2 separate regions of the Homo sapiens genome follow, and region 1 is linked to region 2. Evidence: chromatin loops called from intact Hi-C (ENCODE). Cell type or tissue: dorsolateral prefrontal cortex. All regions are shown on one strand. Links, peaks and the distances in the headings refer to the core of each region. The heading gives the core; the rest is flanking DNA.

Evidence for each region. Peaks named below come from ENCODE experiments on the same cell type or tissue, not always from the same donor. Only the 100,000 strongest peaks of a DNase experiment are listed, where the experiment ranks them.
Region 1: a loop joins it to region 2, with 2.6 times the contacts of the local background. A loop is called at or near these places in 5 of 110 quality-filtered maps.

Annotation. Positions count from the first base shown.
Region 1 is chr7:117,756,040-117,758,849 of GRCh38, reverse strand. It overlaps CTTNBP2 (cortactin binding protein 2), which reads left to right. Exons shown (of 23, transcript NM_033427.3): 11 at 880-975; 12 at 2,216-2,295. Among named protein-coding and RNA genes, the nearest start is that of CFTR-AS2, 110 kb to the right of the region's middle. In dorsolateral prefrontal cortex, for the core only: no CTCF peak of the experiment used is centred there; no DNase peak of the experiment used is centred there; H3K27ac peaks cover 2,346 bases.
Region 2 is chr7:117,807,242-117,810,051 of GRCh38, reverse strand. All of the region lies in intron 3 of CTTNBP2 (cortactin binding protein 2), which reads left to right. Among named protein-coding and RNA genes, the nearest start is that of CTTNBP2, 65 kb to the left of the region's middle. RefSeq lists an enhancer at 1-138. In dorsolateral prefrontal cortex, for the core only: no CTCF peak of the experiment used is centred there; a DNase peak (open chromatin) is centred at 1,555; H3K4me3 peaks cover 1,178 bases; H3K27ac peaks cover 1,798 bases.

The DNA.
Region 1 (2,810 bases), core at 197-2,696, 51 kb after region 2:
AGTGTTCATGCTTGTCTCAGAGGTATAGAGCACCCTAGTAGCATTTCACATCGAAAAATCGTTGAGTTTTGTGGATAAAGGACTTAGTTTAGTGCCTCGCTGTAACCACTTCATAATTGGTAATTATTAGTGTTATTATTGTGTGTATGTAAGTGAGTTTGCTGGATTCATAACCTAAGCTACATGAAAGGAACTTCAGGTCAGCAGATAAACGCAATTACAGGTGAGTGTGCATGTATATTGGAGGCATGCTGAGAATAGATACTTAAGAATTGATCTGTGGAAGGAAGAGATGAAAAAAAATACTTATTACCAATCATCCCCTAGGGAAGATACCTATGAAGTGGAACCCTTTCAGAACAAGAGTGAGCAGAGGGCCCGCAATGGGAGAAGGCCTGCCTTGTTCTGAGCACCTGAAATTATCTTTTTTTTTTTTTCCTGGAATCTAAAAATTTGCTGGAAAGAGGCTCAGGGACCAGATCATAAATGATCTCATATCTCACCCAAAGTGCTCAGGCTTTGAGAAACAAGCTTTGGAAGAACCCTGAAACAGTTTTAGATTATGGACAGCCTTGTTCTTGAGAGCTTAACCCTAGAAATATCTGAGTGGATATATTTGCTTTCTAGATCTCTCCCTGAATCCCTCCTATGGGCTGCTTTGGAGAAGTCTGTAGATTGAAAGCCTTCCTTTCAACCTTCAACAAGAATTTCATTAGGGAGCTAACCCCTTGTGTGGCCCTATATGTGTTCCGTACATGCCTTTGACAATTAAAGCTCTGAATTCCTTAGGGTTCTCACAGAAGAGAGCATATGTTTACCCTTGTGAGAAAAACCACTCATAAGCTTCCCTTGACATTTTATTTCATTTTTTGAAACTAGGAAATGTGCCGTGGTCAGTGGGTCAGAGCTTCGCGCAGTCCCCGTGGGACTTTATGAGGAAGAATAAGGCAGAGCACATCACTGTGCTTTTGTCAGGTAAGGATGTCCCTAACTAAGGTGACGTTTAAAGAGTGTTTGCTTCATGGCTGCCTCAGAGCACCAGTTCTTAAATCTTCACGTTTCATCCCATGTCTTCTAGCCACGCACATGTGAGTTCCACCACTAGGTAATTAGATGTTTTTAAAATGTTTGATTAAGGGGAGGAAAACTCAAAAGCTATGTTCTTGACACCCATGGTAATGTCTGTCTGGATCATTGATGCCTGTCATTCTGATTGCATCACTCACTGGAAGTAAACCAGAGGCCAAACTGGCATGCTGATAAGAGAGTGACAGAGACTGTGTTAAAAGAGAAATGTCTTTTTTTTTTTTTTTTTTTTTTTACTGTGCTTAATAATGCTTAATACGATGATCACGATGGTACAGGCTAATGTTTAGTGAGCACCTGCTATGTGCTAGACCCTGTTGTTTATAGCATACTATAAGTATCAAATCATTTAATTCTCATAACCCAATGAGATATGCATTTCTGCTTATCCCTATTTTATATCCAAGGAAATTGAGGCTCTGAGAGATTGATATTCTTGCCTAAGGTCATGCTGCCACTAAGTGGTATAGGAATACTCAATTTCTCAGCCCTTGATGCTAAACAGCTATGGATTTCATCATGTATTTCCCATACTTGGGAATGGAGTCTGAAAATTCAATCTTAACTAATAAAGATTTATTTTATTACTTGAACTGGACTTACTGAAGTTTAAAGAAAAGTGTGAGGCCACCCCAGAAAATTGCTTTAGGCCCAAACAATGTATTGAGAGAATGGCAGAACTTGGGGGGAGGGGTGGCGAGTATTGCCAGTGGACCTAACGGTGGCCAAGGCTAAAGCTTTCTGAGGATTGCAATGATCTATGATAACTTTTACTTATGAACTGTAAAACATCAAGCCCAGCAATCAGCAGATACTGGGCACAGTGTTTGGGCTGGGATCGGGAGGCCCTGTCTATGGTTGCTGGGAGGTAGGTGGGCATCCCAGGGGGTGGAGGAAGGAACAGCTGGGAGCTCTTGGGAGGTCAGGAGCAGTGGCAGTTTATCAGCCAGAACAAAGTGTGAGGATATTTTCACAACAGAAAGGCACATTGGTGCCTCCTGGCCAAATGTCAGCTCTGCCTACATAAGTCAACAAACACATTCATCTTCTATGATAGATTCTGTTGTGTTTTGATCGTTTATATTTAACAAGGGAACACCCATTTTTCTTCGTCTGTCCTTTCCTACAGGTCCTCAAGAAGGCTGTCTCAGTAGTGTGACTTATGCCTCCATGATCCCTCTCCAGATGATGCAGAACTACCTCAGGCTGGTAGGTGGACACTGCTGGGTGGAGACCTGTGTTTTCCATCCCTGCCACTGGAAAATTGGGTGGCCCATTTTTATGTTTAAAGGAGGAGTGCAAGCCCCCCCACCCTGTGCTCTGACACCGTTACCTTCCCCACCAGCCCCCTCCCTGGCAGGCTGCCCATTACATAGTCTGGATTTCTGTCACTGTCATCCAGGTATCTATTGCCTGGATCCAGAGACCACCTGTGACCTGTGAAATGCCATAATTTGGGCAGGAGCAGGATGTCTTCCTTTAACAAGGACTTGATGTCAAGTAAATGATGATCAATATGAAAGGGAATGGCCACAAATATCAAGATGCCTTACTATAAACTTTTATAATTTAAAATTGAGTAAAGATGCTAGCATTAGTGAGAAGGTTAATTTGGCCACTTTAACGGAAACCAAATAATTACAGCTTAAACAGGATAGAAGTTTATTTTTCTTAAACATATAAGTCCCAGCAGGTGAGAGGCCTGAGGAAGGAGAAGTGGCAGG
Region 2 (2,810 bases), core at 208-2,707:
ACTTGTGGTGATAATAAGGAAATAAGTAAATAGAAATTTAAATTTTGCCCTTCTAATATGCTGCCAAGACTATCGATGCCTTTTATTAGAAAAGAGAGTGAGAAAGCTAGAAGCTCATGCTGTGTGGTTTGATTAAAATTAAAACTAATATGTTCTCTCCACCATTATTATTAAAGCATAAATTAAAATGTTTCTTTTATTTGGCCTCTTCAGAGAACTTCTGATATCTCATATGTAACACCTAGTTGATGGTTAACCTGAATGCACTATACTTATAAATATTTATGATACATATTGTCATTTCATGCGTGTCTTTTCCCTGAAATTTCATCTTTACATTAACATATAAATGTTAGTGTTCTGGTGTAGGTGCTGCATAAAAGGAAACATTTTTCTCAGTATGTTGCATGGTAGAAAACTAAAGCACTGAGTAAAAGAAAAATAGAAGGCTTTCCATAGATGTAAGGCAAAATCAGAATTTTACTCTGGACTCTACAAAGCCCTGCAGACAACCACTAAGATATGTGGAGGTTTTCAAAACTCCCCACAAACCACATACACAAGAGCCAATGAATTTCAGCTGATGTCACTGAAACTCATTTGTATTTCTTGGATGGGATACATTTCAATTATGCCTGTAATGTGTCAAATGAGTTATTTCATAATAAATTATTTCTGCTGGACTTTATATTGTGTTATAAAAAATTAAGAAAACACTTTGTTGTCATTGAATATATAAAAAACACTTTCCTAAAATTTTACTTCTGTTCTGCCTTTAACAAAACTCATTTCTCTTTTAGGAGAAAAAAAGAACACTTCTAGTTGGATCAAAGATTTTATTATCTAGCTGATTTTTTTTTTTTAAATCAACTTACATCCTGTTTGTTTCTGAATGACTGGGTCATTTCCAACCTGGCTGATAGTGAAAGGAAATTGTTTCTGTCCTATGGGTCCTGAGAGGCTAATATAAAATGAGCCAGTGGTGTGTCTCCCATGTATAATGGGAATACAGGAGTCCTTTATAGCCAACTTCATTGGCTGTGTCGTCTCAGTGAAGGGTTTCTCTGACAGGGAGTGCTACATTTTGTCCTTAAAAAATATTATATTTTAGTAGATTATAGTGTATGCGAAGAGTTATAATTTGTACTCTTACCCTGTGTCTTAAAAAGAAAATACCGTATCAGCTGATGAAAGCAGAAACACCAAAGTCATCTCTTTAACAACAAAATTACCTGTCACCTTTAGTCCTCTGAAAGCAAATATTTTAACCAAATGTCTTCAGTTCCCTCGCATGTAGAGTAAATTGCAGCTTTAGACATCTAAAAGCCATAAGGAAAAAAAATCCATTATTTTAAATGAGTTCAGTTCTTTAAATCACTGCCAGAGCAAATGTCTGGGAAAGCAAAGGCTCCATTAGCTATGATTCAAGTATTTATTATCTGACATCGGTCATATCTCTTTGGTAATTCTAAGACACTTGGCCTGAGCGCTGCTCTAGTTTGCCTCTCAAGGCAGGAGAACAGGGTCTGTGCTCATTCATGCGTTGGCTCCTGCTGCGACTACGAATAGGCGGGTTAACTGTTTGGTAATTTGTGTGCCAGGGAAATTTGGGCAAGAGTCAATTTGGCAAATGGACTGAGGCTCTGAAGCCACTTTGAATAAGCTAATGAGTAATCATCATGGGGAACTTTGCCTCCGGTAATCCACTTCCCATTTTGAGCCAGTAACCCAGGATGGAATGATATTTGGAGGTTTTTTTTTTTTAATCTTGTCTATCATCTTTTAATAGAATTTCCATTCTGATTTCTTTGAACAGTAGGGAGGAAATCTGTATATTTTCAAACATTTTCTTCGCATTCAGGAAGTATAAATTCTGGCCCTGAAGAAGGAAAGACCTTTTAATTTGATCAGAACTTTGAATCTGTGTAGCCAAAATAATAACCAGGAAATTCAGAGGGGGAACAATTCTTTTCACCAGTGAAAAAACTAAAAATAACTGTGTGTATTAGATACAGCTCCTTCTATGTGGCAGCGCAATATAAATAGGTGAGTTGCATGGCAATAGATGCCTCAGACAGGATTCTTAGTTTTGAGCTGGTGAAGCCAATGTTCATTGAGAAGGCAGAAAGGGCATTTGTTGTCTGGTTTATAGAAATAGTTGGCTTACATCGTGGTTCAGCATGGCTAGCAAAGCCTAGAGGACTAGCTCTTCCCAGCCAGCATCACAAACAAGTACCGTCTGCAGAGCTAGTCTGCAGCAGGAGATGCTTCTGCTGATGAGAAATGGATGCTGCAGCTTTCTTTTCACCCTGTTGATGCCAGACAGCACTGGTGCCCTCACTGCTCCAGATCCTGAGTGGTCCCTCCCCAGGTCCTTCTTTTTTGTATCACTCATTACCTATTTGAAGCCTAAGACAGGTGCATTTCATTAGCCAAGCTTAGACTACACAGAAGACCAGGAAAGCAACTACTGGACATATTTAGCTTCTACAGGGGAGAATCATAAAGTAGAGAATTCTCCTAACATAGGAAGGAGTTTCCAGTGCTAGACAACCGAAGAAATGGAAATGGGTCAGAAAAGAACAAAATATTTGTTTTGTTTCCTTGATTTCATATGCCCATTTCTTCTTACAATTGTACTTTATTCTGCCATTTTTATTCCATGTTCTCTACTTCATTATATATTGCTTACCACATATATAAATGTATTTTCATTTTAAATTGCTTTTTAGACTTTCATTCAGTAATACCATGGTAGAGAATCATATGTAATAAAATTGTCAGGAGAGGATTTAGGACATTTTGCACAT